2 separate regions of the Mus musculus genome follow, and region 1 is linked to region 2. Evidence: chromatin loops called from intact Hi-C (ENCODE). Cell type or tissue: left cerebral cortex. All regions are shown on one strand.

Region 1 (8,000 bases), 59 kb after region 2:
GATAGCTTACAGAAGGTACATCATCTCTGAACCTATTCTCACTGCATGAGTAACCTCCAGGAGAGGCCTGTACACTTCGTAAGCTTCTATACTCTCTGGGTCCTGTGAGTTACAAGGGGTTATGCCTTTCGTCACAGGGGTAATATTCCGTTAGGAGAAAATGATTGTGTTGCCCACATTGGCAATCTTTACTTACTGGACACAATAAGCTGTCAGTCACAATCCCTCCCCCTTTAATATTTCACAGCTCTTTATACCAAAGCTGCCTAGGGTTTCAGTGTTGTGCCAGTGCTGGCTTCTTGCAAACTCTAAAAAAATCCCCCATCTCTGCTGATGGCTAAGCCCGTGGTGACTCGCGCAGAACCTACTCACTTGTACTTCAATTGCAAATTGAACTGACCCATTAAATTTCAATGTGTCAAGAAGGATTCTGAATCTGTTATTTGTTCCCTTCTATAATAGTTGTAAGGAGACAGATGTGTAGGTCTTATTTGGGCCATTTCTGAACGATGCAAGAAAAATGTTCAGTGAATCAATAAGCTAGCATACTTTTGGTCTTCTGGATAGAAGGGACACAAAACAAAAAGATAGTTTAATCACCAGGTGGTGTGTCCAAAGAGACCCATCCAAGAGACAGGAGAGTTCTCAGCAAGAGGGAGAGATTCTTAGTCCATATGCTCTGGAGAGTGAGAAAATCCTTCTCATCTTCCACTTAGTTTCTTAAAAAGTTGAGTGAGTCAGGTGTAGCAGTATGCTCATTGCGGTCGTTTGAATGAAAATGTCCCCCATAGGCTTAGAGGGAGTGGCACCTCTGGGAGGTGTGGCCTTGTTGGAGGAGGTGTGGCCATATTGGAGGAAGTGTGTCACTGGGGGTGGCCTTTGAGGTTTCAGATTCTCAAGCCAGGCTCAGTGTCTTACTCTCTTCCTGGTGCCTGCCGATCCAGATGTAGAATTCTCAGCTACCACTCCAGTATCATGTCTGCCTGTGTGCTGCCATGATGATAATGGACTGAACCTCTGAATTCTAAGCCAGCCCCAATTAAATGCTGTCCTTTACAAGTTATTGTCGTGGATATTGGTGTTTCTCCACAGTATTAAAATCCCAACTAAGACACTCACATAGCCCCAGCTTCTCTGGAAGCTGAGAGTAGAGGAACGTTTGAGACCAGCCTGGTAACATAGCAAGTCCCCATCTCAAGCAACAACAACCATAATGGTAACAAAGAGAACTTTAAAAAAAATGAAATTGATTAGACAAGTGATAAAATTGCCTCTCTGCAATTTGTGTTTTGCAACATTTTCACCTCTCTCTTTCTGTCACGTGTGTTACAATGATAGGTAGCATAAAACTGATCACTTTAATAGTTTTTAAGTCTTCAGTCCAGTGACCTTATCTGAGGTACCCTCACCATCCACCTCCAGAGCCTTTGTCGTTTTCTATCATCTCTGCCCATTTGTAAACCTTTGGACTTGAACCTCTGAGGAACAATGGTTTATCTTAGGGACAAGCAAATGACTGCCATGATCAGTCACACAGCACAATGGTTAAAAGAAATGACCTTGGTTTCAGACAGCCCATCTCTGTCTGGCACCCTATGCTTGGTCAGATCACTCTCTGGATTGTGTCTGTGTTCTTCACCCCCTGGGAAATGGGGTGACACCAGCATGTGCCAAGAAGTTATCATGGGCATGAAAAGGTCATTTTTGTTCTAAGGAACACCCCCACCCCCAACACACACGTGCACGCACGCACACACACACACACACACACATACTGGAAAATATCAGAAGTCAGTGAAATGGAGCACAGGCTGCCCCAACATTCCTCCTGGATTGGCTTGTCCGGATGCCAGCCTCCCTTGACCCTTCTTTCCTAGACTTGACATCATCTGCTACCCTGATGCTTTCCATGGGCCAAGGAGACCCAGAGTTGTGTCCATCATGGTGGCATTGTGGGTCTAGGGGGTTGGTTGGGAGCCAAGCAATTTTAGGAGCTATGTTTGCAGCATTGTTGAGGCTTAGGTCCCAGATAAGGGCTTGGTTGGGAGCCCTGCTGGGAAGGGAAGCAGCTGGTTCCTCTCTTCTGCTGAGAATGAAGCCTATCCTCTGCAGGACAGCTCGCCCCTTTCTTTCAGTTAGCTTTCTCCCTTTGGACTCTACTCTTTGGCCTACTGGTGGCTTCTTAGCCACAACCTCTCTCGTTTTCTAAAATTATCCACTACTTTTCTCACCTATTGTCCGACTCTCTCTTCAGGAAGTCAAATGTCATCTATTTCAGTCATGATGATATTGCCAGTGGCTAAGCCCTTGCCTGATGTAGGGAGAGTCTCCACAGACCCTCCCTATGCCACACAAACACGTGTAAATCTTTCCCCTCCTACCTCCTGCCCCTCCCACACAATCTGACATTAAAAATGAGAAAACCGAAAGGTGGAGAAGTTAGTGTGGTGGTTAATATTGTCTGCTGGATGCCGAGGAAGCAGGTCTCATCACATACCTGTGAGGGATTGTCTACCCTAAGGCTATCCTCTGCGAACTCCTGTGCGGAATTGTCTTGATTGCGTTGATTGGCATGGGCATAGCCATCTTCACTGTGAGTGGACCATTCTCGGGTCCTGAGCTGTATTTAATGGAGAGAGCAAGTGAGGACCTAGCAGCTCTTCATCCATTCTCTGCTCTCTGTTTCTGATTATGGATGTGTTGTGACCAGCTCCCTCTAGCCCCCATTGCACTGAATTCCCCCAGTGATGGAAATAGCTCTTTCTTTCTCCATTAAGTTGCTTTGCTCAGAGTGTTTGATTACAGCTTCAGAAAAACAAACTAAGACATTAGGAGACATCCCTGAGTTGGCCTCAGGCATAACCAAGGGCTCCTGAACTCTAGAAACCCATTGCTTATACTAGGATACTTTTACATTCTATAGGGGGAGGAAGTATGCAGACATTTTCTTCCCAGGTTCTATGGATGAGATCCTTGAGAGGGCAGGCCCTAGACCCACATGCTCTGAGTCAGACCAAGTTATACCTGCTCTCCCCAGCACAGATTTGAAAGTTTTGCTCTACAGAAGAAAGGTGGGGAGGAAGGAAAGTGTTAATGAGGTTGGTTCTTTCCTTTTCTATGTTGAGAATTTTCTAACTCTCTCAGGCCGGGATTTGCCTATGGCCCCTTCTGTTACCATTTACCCATGTGCTCCCATGTCTATTCCTAAATGAGGCTCAGCCTCATCTTGTTCTGTTCCAACTAAAACTCACATCTTCCATGTCTTCTATATCCTCAAGGAAAGATTTCTCAGAGCGCCATTGAGTTTGGGGGAAATTCCTATTTCCAGTCACTCTTCTGCTCTCGAGAGCTCAATGTATGTGGGAGAAGATGTGGGGAACGCTGTTTTTACTCATGAAGACAGAGGCTCAGAAAAGTTAAGGGAAAGTGCCAGGCACACTTACAGTTCCAGAGTGGGGAGTAGGACATACACAGTGCTTTGCTATGTGATAACGGGTCTGTATTCATCCACCAGCGTCCATTCCTTCTCACACTCTTGCTTGAGTTTTTTTCCCTTCACCTTCCTTTTTCATGCCATTGCTTAATTGTCGTCATAGGGTCTTGAAAGCAGCTGGCAGCATCTCCAGGTGTATCGGCTGTGTTGTACCCCACATGGTGCACTGGACCGGTACAGGAGCATGGCCCAGTATGGACAGAATAAACTTCCCTGGAAGCAACAAGAAGAGTCTGTGATGCAGGCAGCGAAGGAGGAGAAGACCCAGGCAGGACGATAAAACACATGCCTGATGACCTGGCATCTAGCCCAAAGCCTGAGGTGTTTAGGACCCTGGAGCTTGCCTGAGTGGAGGAAGGGTGGGTTAGTGTGAGCAGTCTCAGTCAGGGCAGATCAACAGATGGGGAAGAAGGCAGGAGGTGAGCCTGTATCTGGCTTTGTCATCACCCTCCGTTTTATCTGTGGAGAGGAAATGCGTGTACAAACTGTCACGATACTCTTTTTAGAGCCTGATTTCCTTTTCTTTGTTTTAACTCTCCTGATTGCTGTGTATGGGGCAAGGGGAGTGGGGTGCATCTCACAGGAGGCAAGTGGGGAAATCTATAAGACTCAAGAAAATCTCTGCTCTCGATATACCTGAGGGACCCTGGAAAGGTCCTCCGGGCTATTGCAATGCTATTTCTCTTAGACAATATATTTCTGGTATTTCTTTAAAATTAGTGTGTGTGTGTATGAGAGAGAGAGAGCAAGAGCATGTGCTCTCACATGTCCACCAGTGCACACACATGTTTGTGTGAATATGGACTCACCTATGTGTGTATGTGTGTGAATGTAGGTGCTTACGGAGGTCATAAGAAGCTGGAGTTGCATATGGGTGCTAGAAACCAAGCTTGGGTCCTCTGAAAGAGTAGTGCGGTCTCTGTACTATGAAGCCATCTCTCCAGCCTCCCACCTCAACTCTTTAAAAGCTATGGGGATTTATTTAAAGAAAGTACATCCTTCCACTACCAAGGCAATTTATTTTCATGTGTTTCTTTTGCACATGTATGTGTTTATGGTATGTGTATCTGTGTGTGTATGTGCTTGCATGTGTATGGACTCACCTGTATGTGTTTGTGTATCTCTGTGTGTGTGTGTCTGTGTATGTGTGTGTGTGCATGCATGCACATTTGCATGTGTATGGACTTGTGTGTGTGTGTGTGTATGACCTCACCTGTATGTTTGGGTGTCTGAGCATATATATGTCTGTATGTGTGTGTGTATCTCTGTGTATGTGTGTCTGTGTATGTGTGTGCATGCATGCACATTTGCATGTGTATGGACTTGTGTGTGTGTGTGTGTGTGTGTGTGTGTGTGTGTGTATGATCTCACCTGTATGTTTGGGTGTCTGAGCATATATATGTCTGTATGTATGGAGCCAGACTTGACACCAATAGTCTTCTTGGAGCACTTCTTCCTTCAATATTGAGGCAGGGTCTTTCGGTTGAGCCCTGAGCTTGCCTAGCTGGCTAGTGTAGTTAGCCAGATTCTCAGGGACCCCCTTCTCTGCTTCTCAAGTGCTGGGATTACAGGCTGGTGGCCATGCCCACCCTGCACCTACATCAGTGCTGAGGATATGAGCTCAGGTCCTCGGCTTGTGAGGCAGGCGCTTTCCTCGCTGAGCCATCTCTTCAGCAGCCCATCCATCCTCACGTTTCAATAAGTGACGAGTTTATACACTTAAAAGTGTCAAATAGTGGAGAGTGAGAAATGGCGAGGCAGTTGCAAGCATGTGCCAATCTTGCACAAGATGCAGGTTTGGTTCCCAGCACCCAGCTGCTGCCCACATCTGTAGCTGCACATCCTGGGCGATCTAACTCCTTCTTCTGACCTACAAGGGCACCAGACACACATGGTGCCCATCACTACATGCAGGTAAAACACTCACATACATACAATAAAAATAATAGCAAAATACCCAATGATAGAACAAGGACTTTAATAGATATAAAAATGACAGTCCCCAACTCTGTGCCCGAAGGAACCCACTGATAGCTTTCATGATTGACCTACCTATGCCTGTGTGAATATCTATCTACTGTTTCCTATAATACTGGCCAGAAAGAGAGGAGTCCATATGCACAGCCATACCCTTCTTCTCCCCCTCTCTGTGCACAAAAGCGCTTCATTCTTTCTCCCATCTGAATAGTAACCCTTGAAAAACTGTTTTAAAGATTTATTTTATGAATATGAATGTTTTGCCTGCATGTATGTCTGTGCTTCATGGCTTTGCTTGGTGCCTGAGGAGGTCAGAAGAGGGTGTCGGATTCCCTAGAAATGGGACCACCGTGTAGGTGCTGGGAGCCAGTCGTGGGTTCCCCCTCCCCACCCCTGACAGCAACCTACCTCTCAGACCTCAATGCTAATTCTCCATAAGGGAGCATCCTACATTACACAACCAGTGTCTTTTTGTGTGTTGTTTTTCTTTGGGTTTAGACCGGCAGTGCTTTCGTGCACACACTTGTACATATCCCTTGATCAGCGTCAGTATCTATATAGGAAAGTTCCCAGCAGAGTGAGCATGACTACAGAAATGGGTACCTTTAAAATTAAATGGACTTTCTCTGATTACCTTCCAGCGATGACGCTGTCTGCCACTTTGGCCTCAGCCAAGTCTAATTGTTCTTCATACATGCTTGAGAAAAGGGCCTGTCACTTAGTTTCTTTAAGTCTGAAGGGGGTTTTGTTGTTTTGTTTTTAAGTCTCTGCTTGCTGTTTGGTGGCTTCTGTAATTACTGATTGCTTTCTGTTTTTACCGTTTAGCAATCTGCTGTCTGTATGCTTCATCCCTTTTCTCCATATTGGACTTATGACCAATTCTCTATGTTATTTGCATGCAATTTTTCTTAGGAGAGAGACAGTCTGTCCACTCTCCTGTCGTGTGACTTATGAAGTTTCCTAACCAGTCCCTTTTCTCTTCTCTTGGTTTAGAGCACACAGATCACAACTCCAAGAGCGGTTTTTAGGTAATAGAACATTGATCTTTGTCTTTGGGGTGTCTATGTGTCCAGCCCTTCCCCCAAAAGATTCCTTATTCCAGGAGCATAAAAACAACTATTCACTTTTCCAAGCTTCTATGATTTTTTTAAAATACTTTTTTTGGTTTGTGTTGTTTGGGATTGAATTTCTGGGGCTCTTTTTTTTGGTTCCTTCACTGCTTTTTGTATTTAAATCTTTGATCCACTGGGACTCAGTGTTAGTGTATTGAATGAAGCAGAAATCCAACTTAATTTTTCCTCTCTTAATGAGCTATTGATCCGGCCTCATTAACTGAGGAATCTCCTTTTCCTACTGTTTTTAAAATGTCTCCCTTTCTCATATTAATACTCAGATGGACCTGGTTTCATTAAATGGAGTCTTCATTCTTATTTCTCGGTCTACTTTTTTTCTAGTCTAAACTATTTTCATGACTGGAGCTTTAAACCAGTCTTAGCTGTCAAGCTGGGATAATTCTTTATATTATATTTCATTTTCAAGAATGTTCCAGATTAATCTTCATAATTGGTTTTATAAATGAACTTAATATTATTTTAATTTGCACCAAGATGTGAAAAATGGCTACTTCTATTGGAATTTCATTCAACTTAAACATTAATTTATGGGGAAATGGTGTTTCCCTATCGGGCTGCAGTTTGTCCTTCAACTGAAGGCCTTCAGGGGTCTGTTTATACTTTATGAAAGTCTTTATAATGAGCACTCTGCAAGCTACATCTTACATTGCCCTCCTGGATTCTTTAGGTTGGTATTTTGGGTAAGATCTTTTGCACAGTTTTGAGATTTAAGAAAGCCACTCATCTGTGTGTGTGTGCATATGTGTGTGCATATGTGAATGTGTATGTATGTGTGTATACGTATATGTATGTATGTATGTATGTATGTATGTATGTATGCATGTGTGTGCATATGTATGTGAATATGTATGTATCTGTGAATGTGTGTACATATCTGTGTATGTTTTTGTGTGTGTATGTGAGTATGTGTATGTACGTGTTTGTGTATGTGTAAGTATGAGTAAGTATGTGTGTGTGTGTGTGTCTATATTTTTCTAATTTGTCTCCTTGTTCAGTGTTCTGATTGTTCCTTACTGCTAGTCTTTCAGAGCTCTTGTGTTTCCTGGGCCTAGCACACTCCATTAAATGATTCCACAAGGGTGAGAATTGTCGAGTCATTGCGTTTTGCCCAGCAAGTCTGTACTTCTTCCAAAAGCCTTACTTCCCCTTCCTGACCACAGCCCTCTGGGTTCTCAGTTCCTAGAACACCATGCTCTATCTTGTCTGTGGGATTTCATGGATCTTCTTTTCCTAGTCATCATTTTCCTAGTCTCTGCTAAACAGTCACGTTTTTCAAAGAGCCTCCCCTGAACCCCAGCTGTCATGGCGGTCTCCCCTTGCTCTTTGTGACGACTGCCCCTCATTGGCTGTACCCTCTGGATATACTCATACCCTTAGACATCGAAATCCAGGATATA
Region 2 (8,000 bases):
TTATTAGGATATAAGTGGAGAAGCGGATCTGTTTAGAATGGGTCTTTGGAGCAGTTCAGTTCACAGCTCAGCAGCGGTAGCTCGATCCATTCGCAAACATTTTATGGCTTTACCACTAGTCCAGTTCAGTAGTGTCGGGATAGTGGCAGTGCTGGCAGGACTTAGTAGGAACAGCCAGGCCTCAGCCGAATCCAGCATGCTTGCGGCAGTGGGAGGGACTAGAACCAGCAGGGACTCAGGGAGAGGAGTTCTTTGCTGTGCCTCTCTCAACAAAGCAAAGATCGAGGGAGAAGAATCGTCATAAAGCTAGCTCTATAAGCAAGCCCCTCTCACGGTCCTTTGAGTCCCATTTATACTCCTGCCAAACATCACGTGTCCTCCCTTGATCTTGCCTTGTTGATGTGTCTTGCCTTGGTACACGAGTCTGTCTTAGCAAAACTCTATGTGAGTCTGTCTCAGCTGGCATCACTCTGCCAATGGGCCTAAGTCCAAGGAAGCGGCAAGAAGCCGCAGCACACCACCAGCAGCTTTTCGGTGTGGTTTCTCTCTGTAGAGACAACAAATGGAGCTCAACTAGACAATGTAAGGCGGACTAATGCACGCGTGTCGTTAGTGAAGAATCCTTCATCACGTGTCTTTTCACGTGCTTGCTTCAGCAGAGCATCCTTTCACCTGTGTCTGCTTCAGGAAAACATTTCCTTCATGTGTTTGCCCCAGCAAAACACCATCCGACATAACTGACTCTCCAAAGAACTCTTAAGTTTCCACTTCATATAAGAAATTTTACTAAGAACAGGGGGAGGGTGGTGGGCTGTAAAACCTGTGACCATTTAAAGAGCATCTCTAGCTACTACTCACCAATACCAGGCCCCCTCAGAACTCTGGATGTAGATGTCCCAGCTTCCGTGACATTCGCTTCCCTGTTGGTCTCTCATGGCTATGCCATCCGTACAGCTTTCCCCGCATGCCATGGTTTGAACTGTGATGGGGATGAGCTGTGTATTAAACTGTCTTTAGTGGCGAGCATTTGTGATTCCTGCTGTACTACTACTACACAGTGTTGGTTTTCTCTCCCCCCCACCCCCCTCTCTTTCTCTGCTTTCCTATGGCTTGAGTCAGTACCAAAAAGTATCTTCATAGGTCTATGTGGACCTAGTCCAAATGTGAGCTTTATAAATGTGAAATCACACACACACACACACACACACACACACACACACACACACACACACACACACTGCCTTATATGGCCCCTGTGGCATTGTCTGCCCCCAATCTGTTTCTCTTCAGGACTTCTTTTCCTCTTGGTTTTAATGCTCATCCCTGAAACAGGCCCAGCAGCCTTACCCACTAGCATGTTAATTATTTGTTAGAAATAATGGTGGATTCGCATAGTCTCTGCGGCAAGCAGTGTGAACAGATCTAGTTTTGTGTTCCAGTTTTTGTGGTTCTTCTGTTTTACTTTGTATGACTTCAGCCTCTGTTATTTAGTGCACATAATTTTTAAATAGTGGTTTTTTATTGTTAGTTTAGCATATATTTTTTACATTTATATATTACATATTACATGTTACATTTACATATATATTATACACACACACATATAATATATACCATAGGCCTGTCTCTTCCAACAAGGGGTTATTACTTTTATCATTTGAATTTCCCTCTGTTTGTAAAATTATGCACTATGTTTTAATATCTTAGAAATTACTCATAAATTGTTTTTTTAAGTTTTATTATTATACATAAGTACACTGTAGCTGTCTTCAGACACACCAGATGAGGGCATCAGATCTCATTACAGATGGATGTGAGCCACCATGTGGTTGCTGGGATTTGAACTCAGGACCTTCAGAAGAGCAGTCAGTGCTCTTACCCACTGAGCCATCTCTCCAACCCCTACTCTTAAATTGTAATCACCTAAATAAACAATAAGAGATCATTTTTACTTTTTCTAAGACAGCATGAAAGCTTTAGAAGGATAGCATGTGTTTCCCTAATCTGTGCATTCTTGCTATAGAACATAATTCTGTTTGTTTCTGAGTGTCACGGGGTACATTGAGCTTGACCTAGCTTAACCCCATGCTCTGACTGTTCATAGGGGACAACTTGACTTCTATATCTTGAACTTGGGATTTCCCCCACACACACTTTCTTTTTCTCAAAACAATCTTTAGAGTTTCTTTTAGAAAAACTTTGGGCAGGGGGTGTCCTGGGACTTTTGACTTCACTCTTGAAAGGCATTTTTACGGGATATGCTTGGTACTTTCATTTCTGTCCATCTTGTCCCCTTGGTTCAGAAGGAATGATTAAGTACTTTGAGATGTGTTGGGTACAGGGTTGAGAGTGGCCATGAAACATGGACAGAGTGACTGGGGCAGTGAGACTGCCCTGGGGATGTGAGCAGAGAGGGAGCTGGCAGGTGCCAGGTGCATGGACGATACCATACATGGACCGTGGGCATAGGAACCCTGCCTAAGGCAGGTGGTGTTTTATAAGTGTAGAGATTGATACTCAGGTTAATTGAGTCTCCTAGACGTCCTCTTTCTTGAGGGAAGCACAGAGAAGCTGTGGTTGTTTTATTCCTCAGTAGTCTGAGACTGTAAGAAAGCCCAGGTAAGAGGTGGCAGGTGGAGGCAGAGTATATGACAACTGCTTTGTGGAACTAGGGACCCAGTGTTTTTCAAGGATGCTAGGATGGGATGCTGCTACATCTGCCCTCAAGACTATGATAGGAAGGGATTCTATATCTGCATCCTCTTCGCAAGGGTGATGCAGGAAGGGATCTAACATCTCCATTCAGGGATGCTGCAGGAGGGAACTCTGCATCCAACATCTCCATTCAAGGATGCTGCAGGAAGGAGGATTTTTTTTTCCTTTCCTTACATGAAATCTGAGCTCAGTTTATGAGACGCACATTATTAGATGTGGTGTGTTAGGTTCAGATACATTATTGATTGCACAAACTTTATGGACTTGCCTACAAATCTAATCATTTATGATTCTGCGTCATGGGGAATTACATTCTAAGTAAAAAAAAAAAAGCAACTCACAGATATTTACAACATAAGCCATTCATAAATTTGAGATTCCTATATAAAAGGAATTTATGTGTTGCTCAGACGCTAGGCTGTGGAGAGATTTTGTTTTGTTTAGTGCTTGTTGTAGAAAAAGGTAACTCCCACTTACTGCTTTGTGTCTGTGCCTGGACATCACTGAGTGTTTCGTGTAGATGTGTGGATCCTACCAGGTCACCTTTACTGAGCCCTGAATAAAAACCACATTCCATTAGTCCCAGAGGAATGCTATTGTGGTAGGCCATAATAGGCTGATGCATGGGGAAGTTGTTAAAGCTCTGTAGTTTTACCTTTGTCTCTTTATTTTGACCAGTTCATTGCTTCTCGGCCTTTTGGCTAAGATCAAGTGTATTTTGACCAGTTCCCTCCTTGACTGATAACTAAGCTTTGGTTATTTATATACTACTGTATATTTTAGTTTATGCTCAGTATCCTGGTTAGTGTCTGATATCTTGACACACCTAGGAAGAACCCCTTTGAAGAATTTCCTCCATTCAGCTGGCCTGTGAGCATGTCTGTGGAGCATTTTCTTGCTGGCTAATTGATAGAGGAAGGCCTGGCCCACTATGGGTGGTACCATCCCTAGGCAGGTGGGTCTGGGCTGTATAGTGAGCTTAGTGAGCAGAAGCCAGAGAGCAAGCTGGTAATTAGCATTCCTCCAGGTTCCTGCCTTGAGTTCCCTCCCCTGCCTTCCCTCATTGATGGACTATTATCTGGAAGTGTAAGCTGAACGCCTCTTCTCCCTGAATCGCTTTTGGTCACCGCATTCATCACAGCAACAGAAAGCAAACTAGATCGCAAAGGAACTGTATTTTTACCCAGAACCAGTATTTTTTTTTCAAAGTCTCTAAGGTTTTAAGTAAATAATAATTCCAGCCAACAGCTAGATATCAGGATGCAGTGAACATTCAAAGAAATCTTTTTTTACGTGGGACAACCTGAGATGAGGGCACATACTGGATATTTGTGTACACCCTGTACACAGGTTACATTTTCTGGCGCTTTTCTTCTACATGGATAGGAGGGATTTATTCCTACTGCTGTGCTGCCTTAGAGAGATGCCAACATGTTGGGTGGTTTGTTTGTTTGTTTGTCGTCCCCCCCCCCACCTCTTGCTCCAGCCCTGCTTTGGTTGAGAGAACTTTTCTTTTCTTTTCTTTTCTTTTCTTTTCTTTTCTTTTCTTTTCTTTTCCTTTCCTTTCTTTTCTTTTCTTTTCTTTTCTTTTCCTTTTCTTTTCTTTTCTTTTCTTTTCTTTTTTGGTTTTTCGAGACAGAGTTTCTCTGTATAGCCCTGGCTGTCCTGGAACTCACTTTGTAGACCAGGCTGGCCTCGAACTCAGAAATCCGCCTGCCTCTGCCTCCCGAGTGCTGGGATTAAAGGCGTGTGCTGCCACGCCTGGCGAGAGAACTTTTCAAAATAATCTCCAACTTAAAACAGAAAACTTACAAGTTTATTGCCAAGGTCTTCCCTCCCCCACACATGCTACCGAGCTGCTTACAGCTCACAAACCCCAAGAACCTTAAGTACCCTCGACCACCACCGCCTGCTTCAGCAAGCAAGGTTCTTTCTAATGCAGACCCCATGCTTCCTGCCCTGCTCCATTGAAAGGACGTAGCACCCCTGCATCAATTTCCAAGTCTCCTCTTGACTCTCACAAACTTAGCATCTGTCTTAGTCAGGGTTTCTATTCCTGCACAAAACATCATGACCAAGAAGCAAGTTGGGGAGGAAAGGGTTAATTCAGCTTCCACATTGCTGTTCATCACCAAAGGAAGTCAGGACTGGAACTCAAGCAGGTCAGGAAGCAGGAGCTGATGCAGAGGCCATGGAGGGATGTTACTTACGTACTGGCTTACTTCCCCTGGCTTGCTCAGCCTGCTCTCTTATAGAACCCAAGACTACCAGCCCAGAGATGGCACCACCCACAAGGGGCCTTTCCCCCTTGATCACTAATTGAGAAAATGCCTTACAGCTGCATCTCACGGAGGCATTTCCTCAAGGGAGGCTCCTTTCTCTGTGATAACTCCAGCTTGCGTCAAGTTGACACAAACCCAGCCAGTACAGCATCTTTAGAGAGACGAGCTGGTTGTCTGGGAGGAGGCCCTCCCTTGTGCTTGCCGGATGCTGGCTTGCTGTGTGACTTGAGTATGTCTCCAGGGCCATCCTCCCTGCCTATTGGTGGCCGTTGCTGAGTTTCTGACTGTTAAGGCTGTCTTCTGATTCCCTGGCTATGCATATGCATTCTGTGGTTGGAGCCAGTGGGTCTAAGACGTGTAAGCAAGCGTTCCCTATTGGCCTTACCATAGGAGGCCTCTGTCTTTCCTGTTGGCCAGAGGAGCACCACAGCGTGCCAATGTCTTTGTTCACTCTGAAGTTGTGTATGTTGTAGAGGTGGTAGCAGGGAGACATTCAAGAGGCGTGAGCCCTTCCACGGCTCCTCTTGGAGCACTGCCTGACCTCCTTGGAATACCAAGATATTTCAGCCCATTGTGCTCCATCCCTGATTGGGGGTGGGGGGAAGGGTGAACCCTGGGTTCTGCTCCTTTTGCTTAGTGCACCGGGGAATCACCACATCATGGTGTCTTCTCATTGTTCATGAGGGGGCTGGGGCCACCCAACCAACATGGTCACTCTTTTGTTTTTCCTGCTTGGTTGGGACTCCTCACACTAGGCTATCCTTCACTCCAGGCCTGTACACCCTGCTCAGTCTAATCTTTCTAGTCTGTACAGCTGCTGTGTAAGCTCTGCCTTGGTGTGAACACCCCTTGGCCAGCTCACTGAAGCTCTGATGCCTTACACTGATGGCTTCCTCTCCCTCCTCTTTTCCTTCCTCTTCCCCTCTTTCTCCTCCTGTCCTGCCTCTTTCTCCTCTCCCTCCTCCTCTCCTTCCTCTCTTCCCCACTCTCCCTCTTCCTCTTCTTCTTCCTCTTCCTCCTCCATCCCTTCTTCTTCTTCCCACTCTCCCTCCTCCTCTCTCACCTCTCCCCACTCTCCCTCCTCCCTCCCCTCCTCCTGTTCCTTGCTTGGTGTCATCACCCAGCACAGCCCTCACAGTTCCTCCCCTCCCCTCTCAGGGCTCACCCTCAAGGCTGCCCCTCGTGGCTCATGAGTACTTGTTCAACTGGAGGAGGAGAAGGAGTAGGGCGAAGGTGTTTAAGTATCTCAACATGGGTAAAATAATGTTCCACTTGAGGCTCACCTTACTAATTACTCTAATGAAAACTAGAGCAAGAGGGGAAATCTGACAACCACCAATCAGTGCAGTAGACTACTTTGTGTGAAACTATGAAGAGCCCCCTTGAATAATTGCTTCTGAAGTGAAGAGACTAGAGGTTGCCGCTCTTCCAGTTGACCACAGTGTTGGTCCGGGCCAGTCCTGACCTCTTTCACATGCTTGGGTACGCCATTAACATTCAGGCAGGTGAACCTATATGTCAGATGAATGTTAAAATATGTTAACAATAAAGCAAACAAAATTAAAGAAAAGGAAAAACTCTGGACTGTGTAACAACCGTAAATGTACATTTATAACTTGCCCCTTTCTCCCCTTGCTTCCTTAAACAGAGGAGTGTTCCTTTTGGCTTCCCTTGTATGGCAACGTGTGCTGCCGGCTGGTGGCCCAGCCAGCTTGCATGGCTGCAGATGCATTTGCAGGATTCCTTAATGAACAGGTAGAACACGTCACATGTCCCTCGGCTTGGGGTACCAGTCGGACTCTCTATGCAGGCGTTTGCTCGAGAGGGCCTTTCTGGAAGTGTTAGTTTTTTTTTTAAATATTGTCAGATGTGAGCCGTGAAAGGATGGAGGCTGGATGACTGGGGCAGCCTCTCCAGTTCTCTCTGGCTCCCCATCCCACAAGCACAGGCCCAGGATGGTGGCAGTGATTCTCTTGTGGAAGCTGACCCTGGCTATGCAGCACCTTTCACATAAAGACTCTTCTGGCAGACAGCATTTGGCACAGTTTGAGCCTCTGGGCTTCCAAAGCTGCCTCTGGGCCACCCCCTCCTGATTTATTCATAGCCATAGTTATTTCTATTCAGTAAATAATTAATTGTGGGCTTCAATGAATCAATAGCTTTTTTTTTTTTTTTTTTTGCTAAAAGATTCCATTAGAAGGAAAGAAAAATCTGCATTCTTACCAGGTAGTCAACATCTTCTAGTGTTCTGGAAAAAAAAAAAAAAGAAGGGAAATTATTTTCAGTGTGGAGAGAGTTATTTTTATAATTTCCCTGAGTCTTTTGATGAATTGCCGCAGAATTCTAAGCACTAGATTCTAATAGACTAGCTTTCCCAAATCTGTGTTGATTTATGATTTTCTGTGTGTAAAATTGTATGGTAATAATTACCTTCATTTTGCTTAATGCTTCTGAGAACTCCAGGCGTCTCCTCCGCTCTTGGGTTTGAGGTGCTCAGCCTTAACTGTACAGCCGATGCATAGCTAATTCCGGGCCGTTTTTAAAGTTCTAAAACCTTCACTGATTATGTAAATACCGAGCTGGGGTTAAAGTTAAGGGGGTTGTGATGGAAATTGATAATTGATAGTTGTTTGACTTTTTTTTTTCCTTCCAGCAAACAGGAAAAGGTCTGGTTGGCTGGAGAAGGCTGTACTGTGCTCTGAGAGGGGGTAAACTCCGCTGCTTTTATGGTCCGGAAGAAATTGAAGCTAAAGTGGAGCCGGCTCTGGTGGTTCCTATTGACAAGGTGAGCGGCTTGCAGTTCCAGGGCGAGCACTGAGCCGTAGCCCCAGCCCTGTGAGATGCTGTGTTCACGAGGAGATCATGGCTCCTGAAGTTTATGGTCGCGTTTGTTCTTGACATTCTTGACGTCACAAAGAAAAGGAGCCAAGGGCTGTGGAGACGGGTTATTAACGGAATGTTATCTTTCTTTGCACAGAGAGGCTACTGATGGGGCCAGTCACT

Evidence for each region. Hi-C counts contacts between places; a loop is a spot of excess contacts. Peaks named below come from ENCODE experiments on the same cell type or tissue, not always from the same donor. Only the 100,000 strongest peaks of a DNase experiment are listed, where the experiment ranks them.
Region 1: a loop joins it to region 2, with 2.3 times the contacts of the local background. A loop is called at or near these places in 2 of 42 quality-filtered maps.

The regions. Positions count from the first base shown.
Region 1 is chr10:68,078,054-68,086,053 of GRCm38, forward strand. No RefSeq gene overlaps it. Among named protein-coding and RNA genes, the nearest start is that of Gm51770, 69 kb to the right of the region's middle. In left cerebral cortex, no CTCF peak of the experiment used is centred here; a DNase peak (open chromatin) is centred at 3,369.
Region 2 is chr10:68,018,868-68,026,867 of GRCm38, forward strand. It overlaps Rtkn2 (rhotekin 2), which reads left to right. Exons shown (of 12, transcript NM_001359319.1): 8 at 6,646-6,752; 9 at 7,651-7,782. Among named protein-coding and RNA genes, the nearest start is that of Rtkn2, 43 kb to the left of the region's middle. In left cerebral cortex, no CTCF peak of the experiment used is centred here; no DNase peak of the experiment used is centred here.